Regions from separate parts of the Homo sapiens genome. Here region 2 is linked to region 1. Evidence: read pairs that join two places in POLR2A ChIA-PET (ENCODE). Cell type or tissue: PC-9. All regions are shown on one strand.

Region 1 (8,000 bases):
CCCTCGCCCGGCGTTAACCCTGTGCGCGCCGGGAGCTTCGCCCGGAGCATCGCAGCATCGCGCAGCGCCCGGAGCCCGGGGCCCTCACAGCTCCACCGGTGCCCGGAGCATCTATCTCCCCGCGGGCGGTGCTGCCACTCGCCACGTTCACATTCCTCCACGTGCACGCGTGACTCTTTTGGTGTTATTTTTAAAAATCTCACTATTTAATCGCCATGTTTACCTTCCCCAGAACCACATAGTCTCATCGCAATTCAAATAATTTAGAAAACATTTTAAGATAATCGTGGAGCCCACGAAGCCAGTGCAACGTAGGTGGCTTCCCTTGCTGGAAGTCACCGCACCGAGGCCAGAAGAAGGTAGCCAGCGCCCAGGCAAGCGCTTAAAACTGCAGCCTCCTCCACACCTTTGCACGTGGGGAAACCGAAGCAGAACCCTGTCTCTTTCACTTTTCTTCCCTTCGCTAAGACTTTTTTATATTTGTAAGTGGAGGCGCGATCCAGTTAGCTTTTCTCCAAACTTTTAATGTAGAAAATATGCAAATCTACAAAAAAGTTGAACGTGTAGTGCAGTAATACAATTAACACCTGTAGATTCTTCACCTAAATTCACTTCTTAGCATTTTGCCCTACTCGCTCTATCCTTTGTCTGTATAGAGAGATTCCTCTCTCCTGCATTATTTGAAAGGAAATTGCAGACCTCATGACAATTTGCCCCAAAATAATTCACATGCAGCAACTAGGAATAAGTACATTTTCTTATGTACCAACAACACCATTTATCACACCTAAGAAAATCAACGCTAATTTAATATCTCCTAAAATATAGTCCTCATTTAAATTTTCTTATTTTTCCCAAAATGCCTTTTAACTAAAATTTTTTTTAAATCCAGAATATGTTAAAGATTCATGCATTGCATTTCGTTATGTTATTTGCTTTTTATGATAATTTTGTTTTAAATTTTAATTATTTTCAGCCTGTATAGCATATTTCTGGAATTTAAATTTGGGGGCTGTAGTTATTCTAGAACTGTGTCTAGTTAGCACATTTAAAAACCAGGCTTTTGAGGGAAATTATTTGTTGCTGAGCTTCTGGTACACACAAAAAAAGGGAGGTTTCCTAAGCAGACCACATTTGCTTCCCTGGTCGGGGGTCTGATGCAATAAAACCCCCTTTCCCAGGATTTCTCTTCCAGAGTCAAATGTCCCATAAATAAAGACATTTAGTCTTTTCATTTTTTCTTACCTCCCGTTTAGATCTTGATGATTTTCTGCTGCTTTACAACAGCCCTGCCCAAACCCAAATTAAAACACTCTCTTTTCTTCTTCTTTTTTTTTTTTTTTTTTTTTTTGAGATGGAGTCTCGCTCTGTCGCCCAGGCTGGAGTGCAGTGGCGCAATCTCAGCTCACTGCAACCTCCGCCTCCCAGGTTCAAGCAATTCTCCTGCCTCAGCCTCCCGAGTAGCTGGGCCTACAGGTGCACCCGCCACCAAGCCCGGCTAATTTTTGTATTTTTAGTAGAGATGGGGTTTCACCGTGTTAGCCAGGATGGTCTCGATCTCCTGACCTCATGATCCGCCAGCCTCGGCCTCCCAAAGTGCTGGGATTACAGGCATGAGCCACCGCACCCAGCCTAACCATTCTCTTTTCTCTTGTTAGATGACAATTAAAAACATTTTTAGGTTGGGTGTGGTAGCTCACGCTGTAATCTCAGCACTTTGGGAGGCCGAGGTGGGTGGATCACTTGAGGTCAGGAGTTTGAAACCAGCCTGGCAACATGGTGAAACTCCATCTCTACTAAAAATACAAAAATTAGCCGGGCGTGGTGGTGGGTGCCTGTAATCCCATCTACTTGGGAGGCTGAGGCAGGGGACACTTGAACCCAGGAGGCGAATGTTGTGGTGAGCTGAGATTGCACCACAGCACTCCAGCCTGGGCAACAGAGCGGGACTCCCTCTCAAAAATAAAAATAAAAAAAATTTAAATCTTCACAAGCCCTGTTGCTCTTCTTATCCCATATGTGGACCTCGGAATTCTTTCCCTCTAACCCCATTGCCTTTTTCTCCACGCCTATCTATAACAAATGTCTATCAAGTGCTAGCTATACAGCAAACACTATATTAAGTGCTTTATACATATGTCATCCTCAGAACAGTCTTATAAAGTTAGCATCATTAGTATTACTTCCATTTTAAAGATGAGAAAATTGAGACTTAGGATAAGTAATTTGTCTCCTAAGTGTGACATGGCAAGACATCACTGGGTCTTGAACGTTGGTTATCTGACTCCATAGTCTACATTCTCAGTGGTCCCCAACCTTATTGGCACCAGGGACCGGTTTTGTGGAAGACAATGAAACTAACTGTCCCATCTCAGATCATCAAGCACTAGTTAATTTCTCATAAGGAGCACTCAGCCTAGATCCCTCGCATGCACAGTTCACAATAGTTCTCATTCCTATGAGAATCTAAGCCTCCGCTGCTCTGACAGGAGGTGGAGCTCAGGCGGTAATGCCCACTCGCTGGCCACTCACCTCCTGCTGTGCGGCCCAGTTCCTAACAGGCCAAGCTCAACCCGGAGGTTGGGGATCCCTGCTCAGTACGACATACTACCTTTGAGACTTTTAGCTTCTCCAGAGCCCTCCCTTTATTTAATACGTGAAGAGCCTGTAAAATTGGGAGGTATTTCCATACATCAGATTACTTTACTGTGCCACTATTTTCATAAGTCGTTTGGTAGAAAGTGGTGACACTCATGTGCCTATATTAAGCACGAGGCCAATATTTTCACTAAATGTCATTTAGGAAACCCATATCAGCTACTACCTCACTGAGGCATAGAACACCACTGGTGACACTCTAGGGAGTCAGAAAATATTAAATCATCCCCCAAGCCAGTAGTTCTCAGATGTCTAGAATTCCAAGACTAATAAAACCTTCTAAGACATTTTGGGGAAAGACATAAGGTTGCCACTTTGATACTTTGCCAAGTGAAGACATTAAACTTTTCAAACTACCATCTATAATACTAGCATCATCATTTTATTAAAAAAAAAAAAGGATATTTTAAACCCACCTGCCTCCACCCCTGCAAAAAAAAAAAAAAAGGACATAATCACAGAATAAAGAATAATCCTTAATCTGATCAATTCAGTGCTACCAAAATTCACTATATTGTCCTTGTTTTTCTCATTTTGTGGTAGACAGGTCTAAGCATCATCATGAACTGACTTTGGGTCTGCCCATAGAGGCTGGCACCATCATCTTACAAAGAAGGTGATGATTCATCAGGCACATCTTTATGTTAGCCAGAGTTACCGTGATGGAGTCTGCAGGCAAAGATGGAAGGGATTAGGCCCCTCTGTCTAACAAAAGCATGGAAAGTGGCTCCTCCTCATTAAGGCAGAAGCTCTGATGCATGTGGAAGGCTATGAATTTGGGACTGGTAGAAAGGCATTCTGGCTGAGCAGAAACAACGGATTAACAGAGACTAAAGGACTGAAGTATTTGGTGGAGGATGTTCAAGGTCTATGGCCTGATGATGAGACAGCTATGCTGTATTGGAAAGACCTTGGTTCAAGTTTCAGCTCTGTTTTGTGTCCTTGGAGAAGTCACTGAATGTCTCCGAACCTCTTTTCTCATTCACAAAATGCCATCAGATGAGGTAGATAAGAAGAGGATGTACAAAAAATGCTTTGTAAATTAAAAAAAATGATAAGAATTATTATTGTTGAGTTGTTTTGTTTTTTTGTTTTTTCAAGACAGCATCTGGCTCTGTCACCTAGGCTGATGTTCAGTGGCATGATCATAGTTCACTTCAGCCTTTAACTCTTAGGCTCAAGTGATCCTGCCAAGTAGCTATGACTACAGGCACATGTCACTACACTTGGCTAATTTTTAAAATTTTTTTTATTTCTTTAGAGACAGGATCTTCCTATGTTGCCCAAGCTGGTCTTGAACTCCTGGCCTCAAGTGATCCTCCACTCCTTGGCCTCCCAAAGTGCAGGGATTACAGGTGTGAGTCACCATGCCTGGCTGTTTCTTCCTTGTTTGTTTTGTTCTGTTTTGTTTGTTTTGTTCTGTTTTGTTTTGTTTTGCTTTTATGATAAAGACTTTAAAACAAGTATATGTGTTACAATTCTGGAGGCACAAGGATTTCATTTTGGAGCACTATTTAGATTTCATACAAGTTGGAAAACAAAGCAGTGGCCTTTGGAGATTTCATTCTTAGGCATGTGGGTAGAATACAGCTCCTCTCTGTTTTAAGTCAGTGCCAGTTCCAGGCTTCCTGGCCCTATCTAAGGGGTTGGTGCCTGGGAAAAGGCTGCAGTAAAGGTCAGAGGTGACCTTGCACAAGGGTAATGAGTCAGTGTGTGTGCATCCTTCATGCTCATGACAGTAGCACAAGCTTTTAAGAGGAGCAGTACTACCCTTATGGCCAGATGAGAAGGGCCACTGCCTAAGCCTGCTCTGGAGAGGGTCCTGCATATCACAAACACATTTACAAAAAAAATATTAAAGAGCACAAAAGTTCGTCCATCATTTGGGAGGGCTTGGGTCTGCCAGTACAACACGACCTGGCCATACTGTTTAGTCCCCAGGGAAATTCTTCTCCATATTTCTTGTCCAATGTTCTCAAAACAAAAGGGACTGCAGGTGACTGCTCCCGATGTTGGCAACTGAATTACTCCAGAGCATGATGAACTTGGTCGGCAGAAATCCTTGGGAATGAGAAAGGGTAAACTTGTCATGTCCTTCCTCTCTGATACTAGGAATGCAGTAGATTCTTGCATTACGACTTTTATTATTTTTTTATTTTTTGAGATGGAGTCTCATTCTGTGGCCCAGGCTGGAGTGCAGTGGTGCCATCTTGGCTGACTGCAACCTCTGCCTCCAGGATTCAAGTGATTCTCCTGCCTCAGCCTCCCAAGTAGCTGGGATTACAGGTGCGTGCCCCCATGCCTGGCTAATTTATATATATATATGTGTGTATATATATATATATATATATACATACACACACACACATATATATATACACACACATATATACATATATATACACATATATACATATATACGTATATATGTATGTAATATATATACATATATGTACGTATAATATATACATATATACATGTACATATAATATATACATATATACATGTATATATAATATATACATATATCTACGTATATATATATATTTTTTTTTGAGACAGAGTCTCCCTCTCTCGCCCAGGCTGGAGTGCAGTGGCATGATCTCGGCTCACTGCAAGCTCCGCCTCCCGGGTTCACGCCGTTCTCCTGCCTCAGCCTCCCGAGTAGCTGGGATTACAGGCACCCACCACCACGCCCGGCTAATTTTGTTTTTGTATTTTTAGTAGAGACGGGATTTCACCATGTTAGCCAGGATGGTCTCGATCTCCTGACCTCGTGATCTGCCGGCCTCAGCCTCCCAAAATGCTGGGATTACAGGTGTGAGCCACTGCACCCGGCCAATTTTTATATTTTTAGTAGAGACGAGGTTTCACCGTGTTGGCCAAGCTGGTCTTGAACTCCAGACCTCAAGTGATCCACCTGCCTCGGCCTCCCAAAGTGCTGGGATTACAGGTGTGAACCATCGCACCCAGCTTGGCAGAAAGTTTAATATTTCATTTTCCATCAAAATTCCTTCAGATGGAGAAACTAGACATTTTTATATGCTAAGCACAAAGCCAAAGTTCTGCAGCTACTCTCATGTTTCACAACTATCTTCATGATTAGCTTTGGCCAGTGAAGAGACTTGTGAAAGGACACATTTAGGTTCTCTATTAAAGGAAAATGACTATCACTTGTGCATAAAAGGATCACATGAATCACTGGAACTGCAAAAAAAAAAAAAAAAAAAAGCTGAATAAACAGCAATTGACAGTATTCCACAATAACAACTAAAAGCCAATATAAAAAACATTGATATAATATTCCTAAAATAATAATAAATGTTCAATACTTAGCCAAACACAATGGCACTTTTCATGGTATTAACAGCACAATATTTACAGAAATAATGGGAAATTTCTAGATTTAGTAAAAATGGTTTCAAAAGCTAAAACTAGAACAGCCAAACATGGAAGATAGTTAAGAAATAATAAAAGATTACCATGTGGATGAAGAAGTCAAAATGAAACTATTAATTTAATGGACAATAAAGTAGGAGAAAAAAACATATAATTTTATTTATTTTTGTTTAACTTTTATTTTAGGTTTGCCGGTACATGTGCAGGTTCGTTATATAGGTAAACTTGTGTCATAAGGGCTTGTTGTGTGGATTATTTAGTCACCCAGGTGCTAAGCCTAGTACCCAATAGTTCTGCTCCCCTTCCTCCTCCCACTCTCCACCCTCAAAAAGGCCTCAGTTTCTGTTGTTCCCCTATTTGTGTTCATGTGTTCTCATCGCTCAGCTCCCATTTATAAGTGAGAACATGTAGTTTTGCTTTTCTGTTCCTTGTGGGCGAAAGATTACCTAGGTGCCGAGGCAAAAGACTGAAGGCACAAACTGTTTCAGTATAATAAAGAAAATAGTTAGAATAAAAATAGTCATAATACAAATTAGATATAGAGATGATCATGGATAATTATCAATCATTATTATAAGCATTATTAATCATTAGTTCTTAATATTACTCTTTGTTGTATTACTAATATAACCTAGGAATAACCGGCGGGTGTAGGGTCAGGTGCTGAAGGGACATCGTGAGAAGTGACCTAGAAGGCAAGAGGTTAGCCCTCTGTCACACCCGCATAAGGGCCGCTTGAAGGCTCCTTGGTCAAGTGGTAATGCCAGTGTCTGGGAAGACACCCATTACTTAGGCGACCGCGAAAGGGAGTCTCGTTTCCTTGGAGGAGTCAGGGAACATTCTGCTCCACCCGCTTCTTGTGGAAGGCTGAATATTATCCAGGCCTGCCCGCAGTCATCCGGAGGCCTAAACCCCTCCCTGTGGTGCTGTGCTTCAATGCGCACGCTCCTGGTCCACTTTCATGTTCCTCCTGTACTCCCGGTTCCTCTTTGAAGTTCGTAGTAGATGGCGGTCGAAGAAATAGTGAAAGTCTTAAAGTCTTTGATCTTTCTTATAAGTGCATAGAAGAAAATGCTGACGTATGCTGCCTTCTCTCTCTCCTTCAGCTACATAAAAGGGAAAGCACCCCTGTCCTATGATCATGTGACTTGCTTCACCTTCTCAATCACTTATAAGATTAGTCCTCCTTACGCTGCCCCCTTTGTCTTATATACAATAAATATCAGCGCGCCCAGCCGTTCGGGGCCACTACCGGTCTCCACATCTTGGTGGTAGTGGTCCCCGGGGCCCAGCTGTTTTCTCTTTATCTCTTTGTCTTATGTCTTTATTTATTACAATCTCTCGTCTCTGCACACGGGGAGAACACCTGCTGAGCCCCATAGAGCTGGACGCTACAGTTCCTGCGTTAGTTCACTAGAATAATGGCCTCCAGCTCCATCCATGTCCCTGAAAAAGACATGATCTCATTCTTTTTATGGCTGTATAGTATTCCATGGTGTATATGTACCACATTTTCTTTGTTTAATCTGTCATTGATGGGCATTTAGGTTGAAAATCATACATATAATTTTAGAAAGTGATAGTTCAACTAGTTTGTAACAAGAACAAAAGGCATGTTGAACAACTAACACTTATTCTTTGTATGTTGAACTGGCAGAAGAAAACAAGAAAATCAAAATTGGTGTTTCATTAGTTTCATGCCTATGGTAAAAAGTACAGGTTTTAACTCAAAACCTGTTGCCTAAAGAATTGAAAAAAGAAGCAAACCTTTTAGTTGTAGGCACTGATTTAGAACATTGCTGAGGGCAGGCTTATAATGGTGCTAACACCTTTGGTAAAGAGAAAAATGTACATCCAGACTTTTGGCCAAAAATCCAGAAGCATTCTTTGTGCTCTACACTAGCACTGTCCAACAGAAATATAATGCAAGCCACACATGTAAT
Region 2 (8,000 bases), 910 kb after region 1:
CATAATCAAAAAATAAAAAACAGTAGATATTGGTGTGAACGCAGTGATTAGGGAACACTTCTACACTGCTGGTGGGAATGTAAACTATTACAGCCACTATAGAAAACAGTGTGGAGATTCGTTAAATAACTAAAAGTAGAACTACCATTTGATCCAGCAATTCCACTACTGGGTATCTATCCATAGAAAAAGAAGTCATTATACGAAAAAGATACTTGCACACGCATGTTTATAACAGCACAATTCGCAATAGCAAAATTGTGGAACCAACCCAAATGCCCGTCAATCTGCAAGTGGATAAAGAAACTGATATATATATATGAATACTACTCAGCCATAAAAAGGAATTTGCAGCAACCTGGATGAGAGTGAAGACTATTATTCTAAGTGAAGTAACTCAGGAATGGAAAACTAAACATCATATGTTCTCGCTGATATGTGGGAGCTAAGCTGTGAGAATGCAAAGGCATAAGGATGATACGATGGACTTTGGGGACTTTGAGGGAAAGGTGGAAGAGGGTTGAGGGATAAAAGACTACAAATAGGGTGCAGTATATACTGCTTGGGTGGTGGGTGCACCAAAATCTCACAAATCACCACTAAATAACTTACTTATGTAACCAAATACCACCTGTACTCCAATAACCAATGAAAAAAAAAGCCTATAGGATCGCTTGAGGCCAGGAGTTTGAGACCAGTCTGGGCAACATAGAGAGACCCTAGCTCTACAAAAAATAACAACAAGAAAAAGTTGGTCAGATGTGGTGGCATGCACCTGTAGTCCCAGCTATTTGGGAGGCTGAGACAGTAGTATTGGTTGAACCCAGGAGTTTGAGGCTGTAGTGACCTACGATTGTGTCACTGCACTCCAGCCTAAGTGACAGAGCAAGATCCTATCTGAAAAATTAAATTAAACTATATTATTATTATTTGAGACAGAGTTTCACTCTTGTTGCTCAGGCTGGAGTGCAATGGCACAATCTCGGCTCACTGCAACCTCTGCCTCCCGGGTTCAAGTGAATTGCCTGCCTCAGCCTCCCAGGTAACTGGGATTACAGGCATGTGCCACCATGCGCAGTTAATTTTTTTTTTTTGTATTTAGTAGAGATGGGGTTTCACCATATTAGTCAGGCTGGTCTCAAACTCCTGAGCTCAGGTGATCCACCCTCCTCAGCCTCCGAAAGTTCTGGGATTACAGGTGTGAGCCACTGCACCCAGCCAAATTAAACTAAATTAAAAAGACCACTCTAAGTTAAAACTTAGTGAAAAGGTAAAAGTCCATTTAAAGATATTCCAAAAATGGAACATACACTCCTCTGCCACACACTCTGCTCCTAAGGTTTTTCCCTCTACCCTGCTCCTTGTTTCTCATGGCCTGTCCTGGCCGTGGATGATTCCTTTACCCCTTCTCACCTCACAGTATAGCTTCTTCTCATTTCAGGCAAGGAACAAATGTGGCACATCAGAGGCAGGTGGTCCAGAGCCCATGGTATAAAACATCATGTAATGAAATCTCAAATGTCAAATCTCATCTGTGAGATAAGTTACCATGCAAAGCAGGATATGAGTACAGAACTGGCACCTTCTTCTCTACTGCAGCATTTCATAAAGTCATGTATGGAATATCTTTAATAATAAATTATGCAATGTAGAATTATAGTAACCTAAAATATTTTGAAATCGATTTCTGCTTCCTTCCCTCTCACATTGACCAGACAAGCCTGGCATCTATCCAAAAAGGATTTTTAATTAGTGAGTCATTAGGCTGTGTAAAAAGAGCTAACCTTGTGTAAAGGTTCTCCCTTTCACAAAACAAAGAGGCTTCAATGACCAAAACTCATTAAAGTGAAGATTAAACATTTTAACACGAAGAGTGCCCTAATTCAGCAAATTTTATTTATTTCCAAATGTAGTGCTACCGACAATGAAGGCAATTCGAAAAGTCATAACCCAAGACAATTATTGTGCAGGGCTTTTGGAGTTCCCTGTAAATTTTCTCCGGTGACCTTAGAGCCCACGCTGGACCACATAGCCAAATATTTGTATTAGGTGTTCCTGTGTTTAGCACACTAATTAAAAAGATGGAATTCTTTGATTCTATCTCAAATCATTTTACTTCTAATCTCTTTCTGGAAAAGCCTGCTGAATAAATGGAACTAAGAGTAGGCTTTCTGAAAAGAGCCTTTACTGTGTTGCAATAAATCCAGGGACTTAGGACATTAATGTACTTGAAGTGCTCTTAATGTGTCAATGGTGCGGAGCATCCTTAGAGTCCTATTTCAGAGACCTTTACCTTGAAGGTTATAAATTCTTTGAGAAATTACTATAATGGGGACAAGCTTTACCAAAGGAAACATCGAGTTCAAACATAGCTAAATGCACTGGCCAGAAGGGCAGGGTTAAGGACAGGTGAGGAAGCCACGACACTTTGAGGCATTGACACAAAAAAACTTGTTTGCAGTGAGGTCACATGACTGGCCCTGAAATCTACACCGAGGAAACCAAAACACCATTTTAAATCTCTCCATTGATCCTAAAATAATATATTTCTCTTCCTTCTTTCTGTTTACAGTTTAGGAGTGGGAGGGGCCTTAGAGAGCACCTGTCTGAAGGGTAGGCTGAGGACCGCTTGCATCATAATCACCTGGAGGAATTATACAAAATGAACATTTCCAGTCCCAAGCCCATTCCTATGGAACCAGAATTCTTGGTGCTGGTGGTGGTGGGGGGGTGGCAGTTTAGGGAACTTAGAATCTACATTTTTACAATTTTTAAAATAGTTATTTATTTTTTAAAAGCAATAATAAAATCATTATGTTAATGCACATTGCATATCATATGAAAAAAAAATTATATCATCCCAAACAACAAATAATGTAATTTAAAGTCTTCTGGCAGCCACATTTTAAAAAGTGGATATTATTTTACAATTTGGCTATCATTTTATCATTTCATATAGTGGTATCACTTTACATTTTTGCAAATCTCTTTAATATCTTATAATATTAACATTAACAGAGGACAGCTGGGCTCTTTTCTGCTTCTGCATTGCATCTGTTATGTTGTGTGGTCGAAGTCTGACCTCATATAGATATGTAGTTGAAAACAAAAGAGGGGTATTTTAATAGCATTTTCAGATCATTGTGAATTTTTTTCTTTGCAATTTTACCAAAACTATATAAATAGCAATTTCTTAAAGGATAATTACAATGTGAAATCTGAAATCATATAATTGATTATATCATTGCCTATATCATTATTATATTATTACATTGATATATTATCTACTAGGAATCTGAATTTTTGTTAACCAGCTACTTAGTGTGATGCTTATACAGACTATAGTTTGAGAACCATCAAATCTAATTCAGTCCTTTTGTTACACAGAGGTAAACTGAGGTCCCATGAATGTATCTTTTCTTCACTTAGTCCAAAGGCCTTTCCTTTTTTGATACTTGTTAGTGAGTAATAAACTGCTAGAAACATAATGGGGACCTGTACATTTCTCTAAATTCCTCTGTAAATTCTTTGGGTCCAGTAGGCCTATTCCAAAGAGGAAAATGGGGAGAATGGGGGAGGATGGGGAGAAAGGTTAACCTTTCCCATTTTCCCCATTCTGGATATGTAACCTTTTTCCCCATTGGGTATCTGGATAGGGTAACCTTTCTCCCCATTATTCAGTGGGCAAGATATTCAGGGAACTCAATAGGAGACAGAAGCCAAACCAGAAAGCAAATGACTTTCTTTATATGAAGAGGCAAACCTGGGTCTTCACAACTTTGTAATTGCTTTAGTTTTCACAGATTCCTGATACATTAGACCAGAGTGAGATGTTGGTGTCTTTGATCAAATCATGACCCCTCTCAAAATGTGTGCAAACATTCATATTTATGCCAGTATTTCTTTATGTAGTTTTACTAGAGCTTTCTTTCCTCCCCTAGACCAAGGTGAAAAAGATTTTTAAAGTTGGGTCTCCCCTGAAATAAAGATGCATTCCCCAGGAGGGGGAGGGAGAAGAGTGCTCATGTTGCATCCTCCCAAAACAGAGACCAGTAGCTGACACCCAATATCCGTTCTCACTTTCTACCATAACAGAATTTGCAGCTATGCACATGGCCCCAGAATTAAAACTACATTTCCCAACATCCCTTGCAGCTAAATGTTACTTAGTCTAGCCAAAGGGATGTAAGTTGAAATGCCAGATGGCATTTCTGGAAATCTTTCTTAAGAGGTAACTGGTGTTTGCTCCTCACAGTTTCTTATTTCCTTGCTCCTGGAGAGAGCTGACGGGCGCTTCATCATGGGCCATGAGAACAAGGCCTAACTAAGTGTAGGGTCCTTGGAATGGTGAGCAGAAAGTTGGAAGGAGCCCGGGACCCTGAGGACTTTATAGAGTAGGACTAGCATCTCAGTCTGGGCTTACTTTTTTGATTGTTACATGAGAAATAAACATCATTCTAGCTTGTTTGAGCCGCTGTTATTCTGGGTCTCTATTACTTGCAGCTAGCTCTAACCTCACGGACACCTCCTTTTGTATGGGAGAAAAGGATGACTAGTTGTAGAATCCTCATAGGCTGCCAGTTGTCCTATGACGTCACCACCTATAAGAGCTCTGCAGTGTGCAGCAACAATGAAACAGTGGTGCGTGCCTAGGGAGTCTCTGGGGAGCGTGGCATCTCCCAGCTGCCCATGGAACAGGTGGGCTTGCTTGGCATCCTGGGCATGCATGGTGTTTCCAACTAGATGGAGGACAGGAACCTCACTCTGCTTGATTCCTTGGCTCTGCCCTCCCCTAGGTGACCTGGGTGGGTGTAGCTTCATTGAACCTGGAGGATCACATTAGGAATGGACAGTACCTGTCAATTTGTCTCTGTAGATAGGTGTTTAATTGTACTAGAGATTCATTTTTAACACTTTAGCTTTAACATGTTTATATTTGTGTGTTATAGTGCACTTTATAATCGATTTGTATTTCTCTTAATGTTTCACTAATTTTTACCTGTTTTAGCTTTGATATAATTTTATTCTTTTACATCTGAGTTTTTGGTTTTTAATCTGGTTTATTCTTAGCTATTTTAATTTATTTGCACTGTTATTATTTTCCACTTTTATCTTATTATTTTATTGTTTCATGTTTCATTCCTTTAATCTTTTGATTAGATTTTTTAAAATCTACTTCTACTTTCTTTTTACTTATCTTTTTTAAATTTTTAATTTTTTTTAGAGACAGAGTCCTCCTACCTCAGCCCCCTGAGCAGCTAGGACTACAGGCACTCATCGCCATGTCTAGCTTATTTTAAAAGGTTTTATTTATTTATTTTTGAGACTCACTGTCACCCAGGCTGGAGCGCAGTGGCACAATCTCAGCTCATTGCAACCTCTGCCTCCTGGGTTCAAGCGATTCTCCTGCCTCAACCTTCTGAGTAGCTGGGATTAAAAGCATGTGCCACCACACCCAGCTATTTTTTTTTTTTTGTATTTTCAGTAGAGACGGGGTTTCCCCATGTTGGTCAGGCTAGTCTCGAACTCCTGACCTCAAATGATCTGCCCGCCTCGACCTCCCAAAGTGCTAGGATTACAGGCATGAGCCACGGAGCCTGGCTTAAAAGTTTTTTTTATAGTGACAGGGTCTCACTGTGTTGCCCAGGCTGGTCTCAAACTCCTGGCCTCAAGTGATCCTCCCACCCACCTCGGCCTCCCAAAGCATTGGGATTATAGGTATGAGCCACAGTATCTTTTTATTTATCTTAATGTTACTAACATTTTCTTGGCATCCAGTTTTAAAAATTTTATTGTTACTTTAGCTTGTGATCTTTTGATTCTTGTGGTTTTAGTTCAATCTTTTTTTTTTTTTATTTTTTTTGAGACAGAGTCTCACTCTGTCACCCAGGCTGGAGTGCAGTGGTGTGATCTCGGCTCAGTGAAACTTCCGCCTCCTGGGTTCAAGTGATTCTCCTGCCTCAGCCTACCGAGTAGCTGGGATTACGAGCACCTGCCACCACGCCCAGCTAATTTTTGTATTTTTAGTAGAGACAGGGCTTCACCATGTTGGTCAGGCTGGTCTCGAACTCCTTACCTTGTGATCTACCCACCTCATCCTCCCAAAGTGCTGGGATTACAGGCATGAGCCACTGGGGCCAGCCTCAATATTTTTTTCTTCAAAGTTTTTTCTTGGCTGGTTGTGGTGACTCATGCCTGTAATCCCAGCACTTTGGGGGCAAGGCAGGAAGATTGGTTGAGCCCAGGAGTTCGAGACCAGCCCGGGCAACATAGCAAGACCCTGTCTCTAAAAAAAAAAAAATATATATATATATATACACATATATATAAAGTTTCTTTCTTAAATTTTTTATTTAACCTTTTCAATATTAATTTGTTTTATTCTTTAATATTAATGTGTCATAAGTTTCTCCTTTAAATTTTGGGCTTCTGGCTTTCTTTCTTTTTCTTTCTTTTATTTTTTTTGAGACAGAGTCTCACTCTGTTGCCCAGGCTGGAGTGCAGTGGTGCAATCTTGGCTCACTGCAACCTCTGCCTTCTAGGTTCAAGTGATTCTCCTGACTCAGCCTCCCAAGTAGCTGGGATTACATGCGCCTGCCACTGCGCCTGGCTAATTTTTGTAGTTTTTAGTAGAGATGGAGTTTCACCATCTTGACCAGGCTGGTCTTGAACTCCTGACCTCGTGATGCACCCGCCTCGGCCTCCCAAAGTGCTGGGATTACAGGTGTGAGCCACTGCGCCTGGCCCTGGCTTTATTTCTTAATTTTAGTAATCCCATTTCTTTTATGCTTATTTTTAATTTCCTATTCATAACTCCTGAATTTATTTTTATTCTTGATCTATTTGTTTTAATGGTAAGTAGAAAGTATGGCTACAAATGTGAAGCCATGGTATTCTAAATCCTCATTCTCTAACTTGCTTCTTCAACTAGGAGTACCTTGGCTGCAGGCTGGGGGATGAAGAAAGGGGAGGAGTCTGTAGTTTCTCTAATGGGTCAAAAGGTACTGGAACTATAGGATAAACATTGCATTTTCTTGAAGGATTCATTTTACTCAAAGTTCTAGGAGAACTTGTATCCTTGATGATCCTTGAAGAAAAGGGAAATTCTTTTTCTTTTTCTTTCCTTTTTTTTGTAACAGGATCTCATTCTGTTGTCCAGGCTGGATGATCATAGCTCAATGCAGCCTTGAGCTCCTGGGCTCAAGTGATCCTCCTGCCTCAGCCTCCCAAGTAGCTGGGACTGCAGGCATGAGTCACCACACCTGGCTAATTTTTTTATTTTCATTTTTAGAAAGGATGAGGTCTCACTATGTTGTCCAGGTTAGTCTTGAACTCAAAGCAATCCTCCTACCTCGGCCTCCAAAATGATGGGATTACAGGTGTGAGCCACTGCATCCAGCTGATAAATTATTAATATATGGAATCAAAATGCAGTGTCAACTTTAAAAATTCACCCCAAGTGTCAAAAATTGGTAGACTCAATGTAGTGACATCTCCACCATACACCAATGAGAAAAAGAAAATCTTCCAGATGACATTTGTGTCCAATAAGTAAACTGAAATGCTTCTGCCTTCTCTTTTCCTCCTCTTTAATCCTCCTTTTAAAATTAAATTCCCGGCCAGGCGTGGTGGCTCACGTCTGTAATCCCAGCACTTTGGGAGGCCGAGGTAGGCGGATCATGAGGTCAGGAGTTGAAGACCAGCCTGACCAACGTGGTGAAACCCCGTCTCTACTAAAAATATGAAAGTTAGCTGCCCGTGGTGGCGCGCGTCTGTAATCCCAGGTACTCAGGAGGCTGAGGCAGGAGAAACGCTTGAACTTGGGAGGCAGAGGTTGCAGTGAGCTGAGATAGCACCACTGCACTACAGCCTGGGTGGGCGACAGAGCAAGACTCCGTCTCAAAATAAATAAATAAATAAATTCCCGCCTTCTTTCAGCCAACCTTTGACAAGCCTTTCTGCTTCCCCTGGATTTGTTAATGCACGATCATTCCATCACA

Evidence for each region. Peaks named below come from ENCODE experiments on the same cell type or tissue, not always from the same donor. Only the 100,000 strongest peaks of a DNase experiment are listed, where the experiment ranks them.
Region 2: POLR2A ChIA-PET joins it to region 1 with 11 read pairs; 1 of 35 experiments calls an interaction of 5 or more read pairs at or near these places.

Annotation. Positions count from the first base shown.
Region 1 is chr10:91,887,467-91,895,466 of GRCh38, forward strand. No RefSeq gene overlaps it. Among named protein-coding and RNA genes, the nearest start is that of FGFBP3-AS1, 17 kb to the right of the region's middle. In PC-9, no CTCF peak of the experiment used is centred here; a DNase peak (open chromatin) is centred at 4,325; H3K4me3 peaks cover 755 bases; H3K27ac peaks cover 714 bases.
Region 2 is chr10:92,798,058-92,806,057 of GRCh38, forward strand. No RefSeq gene overlaps it. Among named protein-coding and RNA genes, the nearest start is that of EXOC6, 46 kb to the right of the region's middle. In PC-9, no CTCF peak of the experiment used is centred here; a DNase peak (open chromatin) is centred at 1,744; H3K4me3 peaks cover 582 bases; H3K27ac peaks cover 623 bases.